Linked DNA regions of Homo sapiens: region 1 is linked to region 2. Evidence: chromatin loops called from intact Hi-C (ENCODE). Cell type or tissue: endothelial cell of umbilical vein. All regions are shown on one strand. Links, peaks and the distances in the headings refer to the core of each region. The heading gives the core; the rest is flanking DNA. Region 1 has its middle 160 kb from the start of MIR4305. Region 2 has its middle 210 kb from the start of MIR4305.

What was found. Peaks named below come from ENCODE experiments on the same cell type or tissue, not always from the same donor. Only the 100,000 strongest peaks of a DNase experiment are listed, where the experiment ranks them.
Region 1: it touches region 2 in a loop (5-fold over the local background); 2 of 110 quality-filtered maps call a loop at or near these places.

What each region holds. Positions count from the first base shown.
Region 1 is chr13:39,815,078-39,823,417 of GRCh38, forward strand. It overlaps the pseudogene CDKN2AIPNLP3. Among named protein-coding and RNA genes, the nearest start is that of MIR4305, 160 kb to the left of the region's middle. In endothelial cell of umbilical vein, for the core only: a CTCF peak has its summit at 468; DNase peaks (open chromatin) are centred at 474 and 4,074; H3K27ac peaks cover 1,314 bases.
Region 2 is chr13:39,872,264-39,880,603 of GRCh38, forward strand. No RefSeq gene overlaps it. Among named protein-coding and RNA genes, the nearest start is that of MIR4305, 210 kb to the left of the region's middle. In endothelial cell of umbilical vein, for the core only: no CTCF peak of the experiment used is centred there; DNase peaks (open chromatin) are centred at 3,518, 4,178, 5,058, 7,558 and 1 weaker place; H3K27ac peaks cover 5,625 bases.

The DNA of each region.
Region 1 (8,340 bases), core at 240-8,239, 57 kb before region 2:
TCAGATAATGTTCAAAAATGCAAATATTCACAGTAGGAATGTCCACAAAAGTCATTTTCCCACATTATACTGAAGAAAAAAAAAGAAACAGAAGTATGATAATAGTAAATCGGTATAAGAAGCAAAACACCATGAGGGTGGCAGCTGAAAGTTAAGCTGCGTAAGATAGTGTTCTCTGAGAGTTCCTACAAATTAGGAGTATAACCTTGAATGCTTCAGAGCCTGATTTTCATGTAAAATCAAACTGACAAAGGACTTTCTGCTAGATTTTCAGATTCTACTCAGAACATTTTTAGAACATGCACCCTAATGTTTATGATTAGAGTGTCTACCTCTTGACGCTCTTTGAGCCAGGCTATTTTTAAGCATCTGCACAGATTTTTTGCTTCCTTGAGCTTCAAGACTTCTGATTTCTGCATGTGAAAGTCAAGCTTCCAGCTGTTTAAATCATAGGCAGGGGGCAGAGTTGGTCCAATTACTAGAGGAGACTGAACGATTTGGAGCTGGTGGAGTTAAAAATATAAAGAATGGATGAAGACAGGATTGATTGGGAACACTGGACTCTTGGTATCTGTCTCCATAATACTAACACCTGAGCAGATGAGTGCCCTGGAGTTGAGGTGACCCATTTAGGGATTGTGAAAGTATTTCCTAAAGAACTCAGTCTACCCTCTTTTTGTTGTTCTTCCATTAATAAAATAGAGCAGGGTTTCTCAGCTATGATACTATAGATATTTGGGGCCAAAACATTCTCTGCAGCAGGGCCTGCCCTGTGCATTGGAGGGTGTTTCACATCCCTGGCCTCTACCCACTTGACGTCAGTAGAAATGCCCTCCCACCCCCCGGAGTTGTGAAAATCAAAAATATCTCCAGACATGGCCAAATATCCACTGGTGTAGGGGTGGAGGGCAAGATCACTCTTGGCAGAGAACCACTGAAAGAAAATGTTAGATACGCTTATTCACTAAGACAAATTTTTCTAAATTACTTCTTCCAACCACTGTTTTTCCTCTTATCTTTAAAAGGGAAGTGATAAAGTTTTACAATTATATGTTCCCTAATATTTATCACACATTTTAAAACTGTTGAATTGTTTTTATATAACAATAGTGCCCACATTATAAAGATAATTCATTTAAAAGAACTGTTTGCAAATTATTGCAGTATTCTTGTGCCATTATTTTTCTCTTGACCTTCCTTCCTCTTTGACCCCCAAATTATCTAGAACCTACATAAAAAGTAAAAAGAATGGAAGTGCCTATTGCCTCTATAGGGTCAAAAATGTGATACTGCATTTTGGTGAGTTTGCTAGATATAAAAGAAAGTAGAGAAAGCAATATGAGAATTTATGATGCTAGACTAAATTCTAACTCAGAAAAAGGAGGCTGGTGATATAGTAATATTAGACATTTTAGAAGAAGGTGGCCAAGTCCTCTTTATATTTGTTTTGGAGAAGAAGGCATTATAGAACAGTCTGTTCTCATGCTGCTAATAAAGACATACCTGAGATTAGGTAATTTATAAAGGAAAGAGGTTTAATTGACTCAACAGTTCCACATGGCTGGGGAGGCCTTGCAATCATGATGGAAGGCAGATGAGGAACAAAGGCATGTCTGACATGGTAGCAGGCAAGAGAGCTTGTGCAGGGGAACTCCCATTTATAAAACCATCAGATCTCATGAGACATATTCACAACCATGAGAACAGTGTGGGGGAAACTGTCCCCATGATTCAATTATCTTCACCTGGCCTCACCTTTGACATGTGGGGATTATTACAATTCAAGGTAAGATTTGGGTGGGGACACAGCCAAACCATATCAATAACTTAGATATATACCCTGGACTTTGGACTACTTAAGCAGTCATCTACAATTTTAGAGATAGATGTAGTTATACAGCGTGGCCCCCATAAGAAATGCGGGTTTGGAGAGAGTTCCCTCTCTCCAGGTATTCAAGTACATCTACATCATCGTGAGATGACTCCCAGTGAGGAATAAGAGAGGAGGCATCCAAAGAATGAGCGTGAAATTGCGAAGAATGGGAACCCAAGAGCTCTGATTTTAAATTCCTCTTTAACAGACAACATAATCCTTAACCTTTTGTGCTGTTTATATGATTCATCGAAAACACTGTATTTAAGCTCTTGATATAATACAGATTGTGCCCAGGTTTTGGGGGATTAGATAGATGTTATTGAATCTGTTTTCAGAAATCTTCAAAAGGAGTACTCCAGCCTAAGTCATTTCAGTTTTTGCCCCCACACTTTTTTTCCCTCCACTGCTAAAAAATCCAAACAACAAATTTCATTACTTGCTATTATTACATCAACAAAAAAGCGCATTTTAAACACAAAGTTTGACATTTAAAAACTAAAATAAAAAAAGAAGAGCTTTTACAATGTTGATGAACTCATCTTAGAGTGCATGATTTATGAATACATAAATATTCATGCAGACTTTTACAGTGATAGCTACTGGAAGAATGAGAACTTAAAAAAAAAAAAAGCCAATCTAGACAGATTCCTTTTCATTCCACCTGCCTCTTTCTTTGTTGGTGGTAGCAGGAGTTTTTAAGAGAGCTGCTGGGGTTGGCATCCCATTCATCCCAGCCTCCTTTCTAAGCCCCTGTAGCTGATGAAGACAGTGTGATTGGTCTTCTGCCTTAGCTCTACTCATTCATTGAATCACTTCTGGTAGTAAACTGTGGCAGGCCTTCCACTTCAACCCCACCAGCCAGTTCCATCACTTTGTCTGAAAGGCCTTTATTGTAACTGAAGCCCAGGAGGAGATGGTGGGCACAGACCACAGAGAGGGACAGCAGCTCATTCAGGCAGCCGGTTGTGGTCAATGGGTAGATGGTGAAGGATGAACTCCAAGAAGACCTCAGGGGCTAGGCTGCTCTGCGAAGTCAGCTGCCTGTGTATTCCTGAAACAAGCACCTCCCCGGGAGCAGCCTCCTTGCCATCCACCATGGTGCCTGCGCTCGCCGCCTTCAAGGACAGGTCATTCCAGTTTTACATTGCGGTTTGGGCCCCAAAGTTAATAGTAACAGTGAATGTCCTTTGGCTGTTATCCTCCATGCATATATTTCCCTAGGGCCAGGAGAAAAACGAGTGTCTAGGTTTGGGTGTTCTTGGTCCTCTGCAGTGATCCCTTTTAAATTTCACCTATTATTTTTCCTTTCAACACTGTTGCCTTTGTCTTGTTGAATCTTTGTTGCTTAGGTAGCAGCAAAGACTTCCTAAAGCTTGTAGACAGGCCAATCACAACTGCGAAGCCTTTAGAAATGTTAGATTTTGAAGCATGTTTGAAAAGAGACAACTTTTAGTCTTCTACTTGGGCAAAATCTGCTTAAGAAAATTTCACGAGCTCAATGTGTCATTTTAAGTGAGCCTATTCATTTCATCCCATCAACATCCTCACTTTCTTCACTTAAGTCTCTCAGAAATTCTAAGTCTAGAGTACGTGTTTTATAGAATCATGTTCACAATTTATTTCTGGATAGAATCTGACTCTCGGTGATACATTTCAAAGGAGAGGTTTTAATTTCCTTGCATACTTTGGTTTTAGCAGAGAAAATTGCTTGCACCATATTCATCCCCAACAAAACAGAAAGTGGAGATATAAGGTGGTGATAGAAAATATAACCAGAAAAGATGCTTATTGTAACTTTATTTTAGTAACGTTCTTTTAAAAAGTAACTTTATGATCTGCTTTACAGAACATGAGTTATGTAAAATGCGAGTTGTATAAAAGTATGAAACGATGCTTTGAAGTTTCAGGGGTTTCTCCCTCAAATTATAAAAAAAAAAAAAAAAAAAGTACATGTGCTTTCCTTAAGGGTCTTTATTTTAAAAGCTAAAGGTTTTGAAATATGTTATCTATTTCTAACCTTCAGAATTCCAAGGTCTGTTTGTAACTGCTGTCCTATGTGGGCTGAGGATACGAAGGCTGAAAACAGAACAAAGCGTGCTTGAAAAGGCTGATTTGAGTACTACAAAGTTCATGACTCTTTTTGAGACACTCACAGTCTTGCATGCCAGGGGCCAGAAGGTGAACGCAAGAAAAGTCAACAGACTTTAATTTTTTAACCAAGTAAGTTTCTCATCAGGATGTGCTACGTCATTTTTCTAGAACAGTGTAAAGTAAACATTCAAGGCCTCTTGTGCAAAAATTATAAAGAATTTCAGGACAATAACACCAGATCATTAAACCAAGTGAGCGGCTCTTATGTGTAATGTTTTTCAAGACAGACATTTTTTCCTTCTTACCTAATTCATCTTTTGCTTCAGCCGGGTACTTTGTAACTCAGTGAATGTCTTTGGTTGTTCAGAACAGGCCAGGGAGATCGATTTCGTGGTTCATTATTTAGCAACAAGACAACATGACTTTTGAATAATACCATAAACTGGCAAGACAATTTTTAACTCAAATAGTGTTTTATTAAATGTACATATCATCAATTGTAAGAAATATCATTGCTTCATGTGCCATTAGGAAAGAAAATATGCCAATTAAATATAATGCATCATCCATCGTAAGGTGAAATGCAAATTCAGAGACGTTAAAATGTGAAAAATGTTAAAGATCTTAGAATTGATGTTGTTGTGGATTTCAATCAAGAGGTCTTACAATACTGTGAGCTAACTACCACGATCTCCTTCCCACACAATTTTATAGAGGCTATTCTGTTAATAGAAATGAGGCAGAGAGGGTTAAAGAAATGCGCTAAGATCTCATGTCCTGTTGGAAGTAGAGTGGTGGGATTTGAACTCAGGACCCCTGGCGCTGAGCCTGGTTCTTTTCTCTTACAAAGCAGCTTGTCCCTTTAGCAGGGTCTTTCACTGGGAAAGAGAAGATCCATTGTAAAGAAAGAGAAAATGAACATTCAATGAGAAAAAGGAAAATGTACACACAAATGTTAATGTTTTCTTTTACTGTTTGTCTCTCACTCAATGTATATGTATATATACACACAGATATATATGTGTGTATGTATCTAAGTATATGTACATTGAGAGCATGTATGTGTATTTTAAATGACACTTGGGAAGCAATATCTTTCATATGAAATTTAACCAATTTATACCTCATTGGTGTCAAGCTGTTGATAATACATATATCTCATATATTTACCGCAGATTTATGTGTGCATATATACATGCATTTTATATTTTGGGGGTGAGTGATATAGTTATTTCTGTGCAATAAACACCATAAAAGTTTAACATAGACTTATACATAAAGTTGCCTATGAAGATGAAAGGCAAGTCAGTGAATAAGCCACAGGGTCAATCAAGAGTAGGTAAGTGTTGGTAACTGTTAGAGTAGGTAAGTTTGCAAGATGGAATTGCAAAAGAACTTTTTTTGGGATATATACCAGAAATTATTTCATCCACCTCACCAACACACACACACGGTGCACAACACACACACTATGCACACATACCGCCTTCCTAAGCCTCCTTTTCAATCTTATAATCTCATAATTAAAGTTCATTGTGTGACCGGAAAAGTAAAAAGATTAAGATTTGCACTTATGTTGCTCTCCCTAATGGGCTGTTACCTCAGAGGATGAAATCTCCAGGGCAGTCTTTATCTCTCCATCCCATCTCCATCCTGCTCTGGGAGGAGGAGGGGAGGGCAGGGCTGGGATGCAGAGCTGTGGGAATTTGCTTCTATCCACTGGATGCCCTGTATGGAGAGAGGGGCTGCCCCTGATGAGGGCAGCAGAGCCAAGTGGCCTAGATGCCTCTGGAATTCCAGGGCGAACAATGGCAAAGGCACACTGTGGTTTGCGTCTGCCTGCTAACAACTAAAACTCAGACATCCAATACAAGGCACTGGTGCTAAACAAAAGTCAATATTAAAATCCATCCTTTGGAAGAGGAGGGGTAAAAGGAAAAGGGATTCAGAGAAAAGCTGTTGGCACTGTGGCTTTTAAGACTCAAATAACCAAGGACAAATCCAACTTACATTCTTGCAGAGACATTCTTCAGCCCGAAAGCCACAACTGGTGGAAACCTACAAAAGCCTTGGAAAGCGGTAGACTTAATCAGATTTAGGTGGGAAAAATTAAGTAAGGAATGTGTTAGAAAATAAACTTTAGCTCCTAGCTTCCTCTCCCTTTTTTTCTTTTGCTTTTCTTCCTCTTCTTAGTGAGAGGAAAAGAAAAAAGATATTCATTCTCAATTTTCATCTTACAGCTCATTATCTCAATCAGCACATCACAGTTGAGTGCAATGATTTCTGAGAGAAATTTCAGCAGGTTCTTGTGCTGTTGATGAGCTGTGGCTAATCGCCACAGTTAAAATTCTCTGTCATTACCTGAAATGGATTCTATGTGTTTGATTGGCAGGAAGGTTAAATAAAGAAATATCATACAGAAGTGATCGTGTTCTTTCTTGACTCTTGGGGATCTGGGATGGAAAGAAGGAGGCTAGGGATTATGAAATAGTAACCACCTAAGACCAATTAAATAACAGGTTTATCTCAACCAAATGGGGTCCCCGAATAACAGTGTGCATTGAAGGAGAGGCTGTGGGTGCCCAGGGCTTTGGAATATGGAAATCTTCAGGTGAGGAAATTATAAGAATCTGATATATGAAGAGAATGTTCCCTTCAGGAATACAAGTCAGACCTCATTAGCAGCATTATTCAATTGTTATTCGTGGAGGCTGAAGGGAGATCTTGGAACAGCTGAACAGTGGACTGCCTGCACTGGGACACAGCTAGAAGCGAGGACTTGGAGTTTGAATCACAGCTCACCTCTAGCTTGGTGCTCTACAGTCCCTTTCTGCTTTCAGATTCCCCATCTGTGAAACGAAAGAGATAGAAACTAATTTACCTCCTAGGGTGTCTTCAGGGCATAATGTATAAAAGCAGGCTTGGAAGGAGCAAATGGAGCAAAGTGAGGATGTTCTGGGCCAGAGTTAAGGCCAGTTCAGTGGAGAATTAAAGTACATGAGGCTTGAAATGAAAGAATGCGAAATCCCAAACCTATATACCCCACCCCAAAAGAAGAAATGAAAATGAAAGAAAGAAAACTGGAAACTGAAAGAAGAGTCCAAGGGGCATGATATGCCTCAGGAGCATGGTATGGTCAAGGAGAGGCATCTGAAAGTATCTCTGTAGGTCAATATCAGATACACACTGAGACATTAAGGGGTGGCAGTAGGTTTGCAACAGAAGGCAACACAAACAGAAAAGGAAAGGGGAAGCAAATAAGGAATAAAAAAAGTGGAATTTATGGAATATATGCAAATGCATTTAAAAAACCCTACCCAGTTAGAGTAAGAAAATGAAAGTTAACCTAAAACAAAAAAAAGAACTCCCCCTTTCTTTCCTAAGCAAATAGATTGTTTAAATCACACAGACAGTTAAGCCAAAATGGTTATCTGGTTGCTTCTTGCACACACAATCTTAATTAGCAGTTTTTAACTTGATCTTCGAATACATAGGATGAGATTCTGGGGAGGACCAAGTAAAACAAAATGAGTCATAGGTCAGAACCATGCAACTTGTCTGCAGTGGAAAGCAGGATAAAGCAGGTATTTTCTCTCGGTTGCTTGAAACAACTGGTATAAAGTCATGATGGTTGTATTTGGGAAAGTAAGCAGAGTGGGTGGGTGGCAGATGCCTTCCTCGTTCTTGCCTCTCTGTGGTAGAGTTGGCAGTGTTCTTTGTATTCTAAACAAAGGGACCAGTACTGCCTTCCTTTGCCTGTGATAGTACCTTAATTCCTCAATGCCAAGAGATGGCACGGGGGAGCAAAACATAATAAATTACTGATTTGGAAACCAACCAAGATCAAACCTTATTTTCAAGGCAATATGAATGAAAAATAAGCTTTCAGAATTGAGGCCAATGATTGATGCTTTCGTTCTTTTCATTTTAGCAAATGATTATGTAGTCAAGGCAAAAGCAAATGATACCTAAGTCACCAGCATCCAGGTAATATATCAGAAAATGCCTTTCCCACCACAATCATTGTCCATGGGATTTCAAAACTGTGGTGCTTCTTGGTCACATTTGAATAGTGTATGGCCTCCAGGAAAGCATCAGATGTGTTTAAACTACACACACATTGGTTATTGAATATTTTTATTTGAAACTCAAGAGGTAAGACACAGCAGAGAGTCAAATAGGTTTACCCCCACTTCCTGCCACTTTGCCATTTCACCACTGATAATTCTACATTCCCATGTGAGCACAGCAGGTAGGCACATCCTGTGCAGATGGGTAAATACGCCCACATCTTTGTATTCTCAACACATTTTTCTTCTTTGAGCCCTTTTCCAGAAAGAAGAAAATTTTCCTAGCAATAAGACCTTGGATTA
Region 2 (8,340 bases), core at 319-8,318:
TAGGTTCCATATATGTTGGAGGTGATTGAAATTTGGTGGAGGTGGCAATGGTGAATAATACAGAACTTCATGAAGAAGTCAGAAATGCCCTTGGGCTTTCAGATAAGCAATCTTTTAACACTTTCTGGTGAAAAGCAGGATTTTATAGCAGTTTGAACAATGGAACTGACATGGTTGGTTAGGGAGGAAGTTGTAGCCACGTGGTGTGAGCCACAGGGAGGCTCACAGGTAGCAGTGAGGTGCCTGGACAGTGGAGGCTCTGCAGAGTTTATGAAGAAATGACTTGTAGACCTAAAAAGAGAGCGCTCACAAAGGATTGTTGTCTCCTAATAACCAACTGTGAACCAACATTTTGGACTTAGTGAATCAAAATTTAGTTTAGACACTATGAACTATTATTATGTTACAATGGGTCAAATAAATAAAAATTTATTTACTTTTTAATTGCAAGAGCATAAGAAGGCTCAACTTTTCTAATTGCCCTGAGTTTCTGAAGTTTTGCCAGATTACCATTGAGCCCAGTTTTAGAGAGCAGACCAATATCTGTATTAAAGTCACTTTATGCAGAGAAAACTAGATACAGCAGGAGCTGTGAAAGAGGAACCGAAAAGATTTGCCAATAGACTGTATATTTGGATTAGAGGAAAGAAGCCTATCTCATACCTTATTACAATATCAATTCCAAATTAATTAATAATTTCAATGTGGAATGGAAACAAAGGGGGGAAAAGCAATATTTACATGATTCTAGAAATAAGGAAGCATTTTCTAATCATGACACTAAAATCAATTGTTTTTATCATTTTGAACATAAATAGCCTAAACAATATTTTTAGGTTTAAAACATTCAAAAAAATATTTGTTGTATACATACATATCAGATAAAAGGTTAAGATCTTTAATATATAATGAGCTCTTGGAAATCAACGATAGCTGAATATACCAAAAGGAAAATGGCAAAGGACATGAATAGGCTCGCTCAAAAAAGAAATATGGATGGCCAATACACATTTGACATCATATTCATTCCTTTTTTTTTTTTTTTTTTTTTGAGACAGAGTCTCACTCTGTTGTCCAGGCTGGAGTACAATGGCGTGATCTCGGCTCACTGCAAACTCTGCCTCCCCGGTTCAAGTGATTCTCCTGCCTCAGCCTCCTGAGTAGCTGGGATTACAGCTGCCCACCACCACGCCCAGCTAATTTTTGTATTTTTAGTAGAAACAGCATTTCACCAGGTTGGCCAGGCTGGTCTCAAACTCCTGACCTCATGTGATCCACCCACCTCGGCCTCCCATAGTGCTGGAATTACAGGCACAAGCCACCATGCCTGGCCAATATTCATTCTTAATATAATGCAAAGAAGTTCAAATTAAAAGCGATAATAAGATACCATTTCTCCTCTGTCAGTTATATAAAGGTTAAAAATGATAATACCTAGTGTTGGCTAAGTAACAAGCCAAAAATGATGGCAGAAGTATTCATCTTTCCACAGGAAAACTTGTCAATATTTATTAAAGTTCCTTAATGTTTATTAAAAGCATTCCTTTTGATACTGGAATTTCAACTATAAAAATTACAATGATGGTATAAGTATATTCATCTCGGGATTTTTAATATTAAAAAATTGAAAAAGCAAGCATTGCAACAGTAGAGAACAGAGTTAAATAAATTATGCATCTTACATAGTCATTGAAAGTTTTAATTTTGTAGTGAATTATATTGTAGAATTAATTTTTATTCTTTAAAAATTATATTGTAGAAGAATATTAGTTAACATTGGATAAATTTAGGCTCTTGTTTAAAGTCAAAAGAGCAGAGCGCAAAACTGCATATATTGGTGATCTTATTGCTATTAAAAATATTGTGTATATATCAAGAAGATATGAAAGACTATACAACAAAATGCTAGTGAAAACTGTCTTTTGATGTTAGGAGTACAGGTAATATTAAGCAGCTGAATGGAAAAGTTCTTATGCTTTACCCTGTAAAACTTTCTGTTTTTGTCACTTTTGGTTTGAATTAGTAATAGAATTTTGATTCAATATTACTGAGTTGACACAAAATTGAATCAAGGACAAAACTTAGGACATCTAGCATGATAGATGGAAATTGAATGACAAAATGATTTGGGGGTGATGGAATGATTTTAAATCATCTGGCTTAAAATGAGGACTTTGGCACAAAAGAGGAAGGTATGATTAATGTAGCTGGGCTGGTGGCATCCAGTACTGGGGTTTGGATGAGTTCCTTTGGTGGACATTTCAAGAGTCAGTTTGCATAAAGTTCTGAGCAGCCATCTGGGAAGGATCATCTCAGGACAAACTTGGCCTAAGAGCAAAGCACCACAGTGAGAGGCTCAGTGGTTCTGAGTTATCATCGTGTTTGTCACTCACATGGGTCCCAATACAATGCTGGTGAATTTCCTGAGTCCTGGGAAAGGAAATGGTTATATCAAAATTCAAAGACCGGATTTAGTTTTTAAAAATGTTACCAGAAAGTAGGAACACAAGCACACTGCTTTGGTGCCATTCAAGTAGAAAGTAATGCAAAAGGGGTGAATAGCATTCTGCCAGTTGGCTCAAGTTGCAGCCTTTGTAATTTTATACTCTTCTGCAAAAGCAGAGTAGCATCCTTGAACTATGCCACTCAACCCCACCCCTCAGCTAGGCCTAGCTTATGCTCTGATGGCTCCTTAGTGGGCACTGGGATGTAAAGAACTAGTTTCAACTAGCTTTTAGTAGGGACTGCCAATGAGCAGGAAATTGGAGTCCGGGATATTATTGAGCCTCAAATTATGTTTATATTAAATAGGACTTTTTCGTTGTTCCACTGGTTTTTAAACTTTTCTTTTTAACAGCAGACACTTTTTGTGAGTTAAATGTTATGTGTAATCCAGAACAAAAAACTGATTACTGCTGAGCTGACTGACATAAGGAGTGGGGCAAGGGGGAAGGAGTATAAAAACCCAGCGGCCCCTTGTCATCCTCTCTGTAACCTAGGGATACCTCTTGGAACCATTAGGGCTGAAAACCACAGATCCATCCAACTTCCAGAGATGTGCAATGACTTGCTCAACACATGTGGCAGCAAAGACAGGGCTGGATCCAGCACTCCTTTCCCTGGGATATTTTTCCCTCCCCATCACTCCCTGTATGATTTCTCTAGCACTTCTTCCTTAGAAAGCCTCTGTGGTGCTCCTTTTTGAGAAACACTGAGTCCTGGGGGTTGGGAGGAAGAGGAACAGAGCACATGTTACATGGTGAGATAGCCCTGAGAGAGATGGGACAAGCTACACAAACCTCAGTGGAAAAGCCGTACAGAGCCTGCACATGCCGGCCCCTGAGTCCCTTGGCAGTGAAGCCGAGCATCTCCTTAGGGCTGTGTTTTCTGGAGGACATGAAGGGGCCCTGAACAGGGTGGGTTTTCTGCAGGCATTCCCTCCTGCTGCCGCACAGTGCGGCTGAACCCTCTGGCCTTCCGAGGTCACCGTGGGTCCTCTGAGAGAGCCTTTGATTTAACATGTAAGGGAATTCCCACTGGCTGATTAAATATTTTTATATTTTATCATCTTCCTGCAGCTAACAGCTTTTGGCATGCAGGGTATTTTTATGAACGTTATAAGTAAATATTATGGGGTCAGTCACAGAGATGAACATGGATTTGCAAGCCTAGGGCTGGAAGACATTAGGCCTCACATTTAAAACAATGTGGGTATGGAAAAAATTAAAATATCGAGAACTTGAAAACACTCAAAGCCTGCAACCGTGCATCTATAATCCAATGTTAACAGAATTCAGATAAAATCAAATTGATTTTAAGTGCTACATTTAGATATCCAAGGGGAATTCATTGCTTTTATACTTGAGTTTTGAGCATTTATCAGGAGAGAGACAGTAGGATTACACTTTCACATTAAATATCACCAGTTTTGTTTTCCAGACAGGACTAGACCCTTCCACAAAGCATGACAGATTCTCAAGATGCCAAACCACTGCTTAGAGTTTCCAGGGGCCACAGGTCACTCTTGGTTCAAATGGCCCTTTGGAAAATAAAATAAATAAATTAAAAAAATGCAACTCCAGTGGCATCATGGTCTGGTACCCTCTTGGGTAAGAAAGTCTGGGTGAGCTGCTTGGAAACTGATGTCAGAAAAATCCTCCTTGACACACGGTGAGTCACAGCTGGGAATTTACGTCTTCCTAAGCAACTGCTAAACTTCTGCTGTGGTTGTGGCCATTTCATAGCCACAGGCCTATGGATTCCCTGGGGAATCCACGCATAGTGTTATTGGTCAGTGGTTCCTAATGACATCTGTCTCAAGACACCTCCTCAAAGCATCTTTTCTACTTTCCTCCCATCTCCCATAGTCCCTGGCACAGGTCAGGATGAATGGAAGGTGCTTAACAAATATATCTGATTTGGTTTGCTGATCTATTTTTCCCTATCAATCTCATTTCACCTCTCCCAGTGGTTTGCTGTTTGCTCTTGTGCTACCTTAAATCTAAACTTACATGAATCCAAATAATTTTATAAGCTTTCTCATTAGTTGGAGTGCATTTATTCAACACATCTATAAATGTTCTTCTCTTTCAAGTGTTGGCAACTTAACGGGATTTGCTGTTGTCTGCAAATTCAAGAGCCTGGCCTAAGTGTATGTAATTAACAGAGGCTTAGTGCCAGGGATATAGCAGACAGTCAGTAAATACACAAGGAGGGAAGGAAGGGATGGAGGGAGGGAAGGAGGGAGGGAGGGAGGAAAAGAAGGAAAGAGGAAGGGGAGGAGGGAGGAAAAAGGAAGAAAAGAAGGAAGAAAGAAGGGAGGAAGAAAGAAAGGTAGAGAAGAAAGAAGTCGGGGAGGAACCACCCTGGTGTATAGTTCAGTTCCATCAGGGTGATTTTGAAACCCCTTGTGAACATCCTGATTAAAGGATAGGCCCCTGTAACAACCTAGGTAAGAATCCTTTTCCAATAAGGAGGTGCAGTGGAGATAAGATGACAGAAGGGCGTGGAGGAAAGAAAGTGCAGAAAGGTCAGATAGTGTATAGGGCTGAGGCGCCAGGGGAACGGCGCTGAAGATGCTGACCTGGCTCCAGCAGGAAGTCGTGCTAAATCTCCTGCCAAGTTCCACAGCTCTGCTTTCTGCAGTCCTCAGAAAGCTCTTGAAAACCCTATTTGAAAAATGCTGGTGTAGATTGGGGTGTCTTATCAAGTTGATCTGAATGTAATGAAAATCTTCAGAAGTCTAGAACAGATGGTACCTTACACTTTCTCTTGCTTACCCAGCCTGCCTCTCTCACATCGGGAACAGATTACATCGTTCCAGGCCCAGCATCAAGCCAGTCTCTGACCCTGCTTTTGGAGTTTCTCCCCACCTTCCCCTCTTTGCCATGCCCGATGGCCGTCTTCACTGCCCCTCACCACAAAAGCTGGGAATCACACAAAGAGATTTGCCTGCCCTCTGGAAACTGCCCCAGGAGGTTTTACATTTTTCTTTGATTGGAACCTGTAGTACCAACTGACAAGCTGGGTTTGGGTCATCCCTGGAGAAGTCAAGTGGGATTGTAGGGGAGGGTCTTTTGAGAATGCACAAGAAGGAACCTAGTAGAGGGGACACGCTTATTTTTGTTCTCTGAAATGAGACTTTATTGACCTCCCAGGTGAGCTCTTCAATGTTAGAAAATAGCTAGGGGCTGGGAGCGGTGGCTCATGCCCGTAATCCCAGCATTTTGGGATGCCAAGGCGGGTGGATAGCTGGAGGCCAGGAGTTCAAGACCAGCCTGGCCAACATGGTGAAACCCCGTCTCTACTAAAAATACAAAAATTAGCTGGGCATGGTGGCACGTGCTTGTAATCCCAGCTACTTGGGAGGCTGAGGCAGGGGAATCACTTGAACCCGGGAGGCAGAGGTTGCAGTGAGCCGAGATCGTGCCATTGCATTCCAGCCTGGGTGACGAGAGCAAAACTCTATCTCAAAAAAAAAAAAAAAAGAAAGAAAAAGCAAAAAGAAGAAAAGGAAATAGCTAGAGAGGAGAAGGAGGGAAAGACGGACTAATTTTTTAAAGACTCAGCAAGTCATGGCTGGTTAAAGGTTAGATTTGTATGACTATTCGAAGCAGCTCTGTGCTGATAATGGCAATATATTTTTTTTTCTTTTTTCTTTCTTTCTTTTTTTTTTTTTTCAGATGGAGTCTTGCTCTGTTGCCCGGGCTGGAGTGCAGTGGTGTGATATTGGCTCACTGCAACCCTCCTGGGTTCCAGTGATTCTCCTGCCTTAGCCACGAGCAGCTGGGATTACAAGCATGCGCTAGCTATCATACCTGGCTAATTTTTGTATTTTAGTTAGAGACAGGGTTTCACCATGTTGCCCAGGCTGGTTTTGAACTCTGGACCTCAGGTGATCCACCCACCTCGGCCTCTCAAAGTGCTGGGATTACAGGCGTGAGCCACCATGCCCAGCCGATAATAGTAATATCTAATGAGATGAAATGCTTACTAAGTGCCAGGCACAGTGTTAAACACTAACTTCACTTACTCCTCACAAGAAGCCTGTGAAGTAAGTACTTTCATCATCTTGGATTTACAGATGAAGAAACTAAGGCTGGCAAAAATGAAGTAAAATTTCAAGGGTATGTAGCTGGTAAATGGCAGAACTTGAACTTTTGAATTTGTGTTTCTGGTTAGTATTCTATTATCTTTGTACTTTGGGACACACACACACACGTACACAAACTGAGTAAATCCTATTAAATAAATCCTGTTCCAAGATTAAAATTCACAATTGCCTTTTTTCTAGGTTTAAGAGTTTTCACTACTTGAACTTGCATTGCCTAGTTCTCAAGTGGGTTTGCTTCAACACCAAGCTATGTCACCTGCCAAACTAAAGCAATCTCTGACTCTCTCATTTCTCCCCCTAATGCACAAAGCACAAGCACAAACTGCCGGGGTGTTCTAGAACCCTGGACTAAAAACCCAAGACTTTATATACGCAACTCAAGTTCCTCGATTTTCTTTCTTTCCAAAGATTCTGAAATACCTTCTGGCCCACTGCTTCGTACAAAAGAGCAGTTTCCCTGACCAAGGAAATTGTGGTTGTGGGATTCTTGAGCCATCTTCTTAGAGAAGTTCCCTCTGCTTTTTTGTATTTGTGCAGGACATTTGTGCAGGGAGCTCTTGGAAGGACATTCAGATTTTGTTCAGCTGTGTCTGTCGACACATTTCTGGACTCTCTGCAAATAAGAGTAGATATGAGACTCAAGTCCTGGAACCCTTCTGTAGCTAAACCCAGAGTCTCAAATTGTGAAAGCTGCTTTCAGGGTCACATTCTATGGCACCTAGAAACACTGCACTGAAAGAGAGGTATGTTTCCTCAAATTTTAGCAATTGTAATTTCTTAGTGGAAGTAATTGGATTCCACAGTTTGCTTCCTATTTTGGAAGTTACAGAGAAATCAAAGTCTCTCATAAGAAAAGTATTTTTCCGTCTTAGCCCACTGTTTCCACTTTCAAAATATGTTAAAACAACAACAATAATAAAGCTATTTCAATTGTGCCAAATTCCCCCAGACTCCACTATTGTGACTGTGTTTCTAGTTGATATTCTATAATCTTATCACTTTCAGCCACACATCCACATACCACCCTGGGTTATTTATAAAGATAAATCCTGTGCTGAGATCAAAATCTACAATCTATTTTTTCTAGGTCTAAATTTGTTTTTGCGGCTTTAGAAATGATTTTGAAAATATTTTCCAGGGAGTTTATTTGTGTAAAAAAGATTTTGGTAAATAAATTACTCAGAACAAAACTAGCTTTTAGGTTGTCAGCTACCAACTACTATGTATTTGGAATATCTTGAGTTATCCAGGAACTGATAGTTAAGTGTTTGAATGATTTGTACTCTTAAGTTTTAATGTTTTCAAAGTGTGTCCGTCTAAAAATATAACTCCAAAATTCTGGCTCTTTGTGAGCATTGGCTTACTAGTGAATTAAACTTTGCATTATCCATACTTTCTGAACTTCAGTTTCCCCATCTTTAAAGTGGAATAAGTAATAAAATCTACTTCGTAAAATTATCATGAGAACTAAATGACATAAGACATGAAAAATAATGATTGCTCATCACACAACAAATGCTCCATAAACAGTGCGTGAAAATATTATCTAAAGAGTTCAGTTTAAAATTAATAATTGAGTTACGACATTTACAACAATTTGTGTACATCTTCTATCCCCAGGAGCCTGCATGCTGTGGGAGGATGGGCAGTGGCCTCCCTTGACCTTCAACCTTCTCCAGTCTTCAGCCTCTTCTGACACAGCAGTCTCTCAGTAAATATTGCTGGAC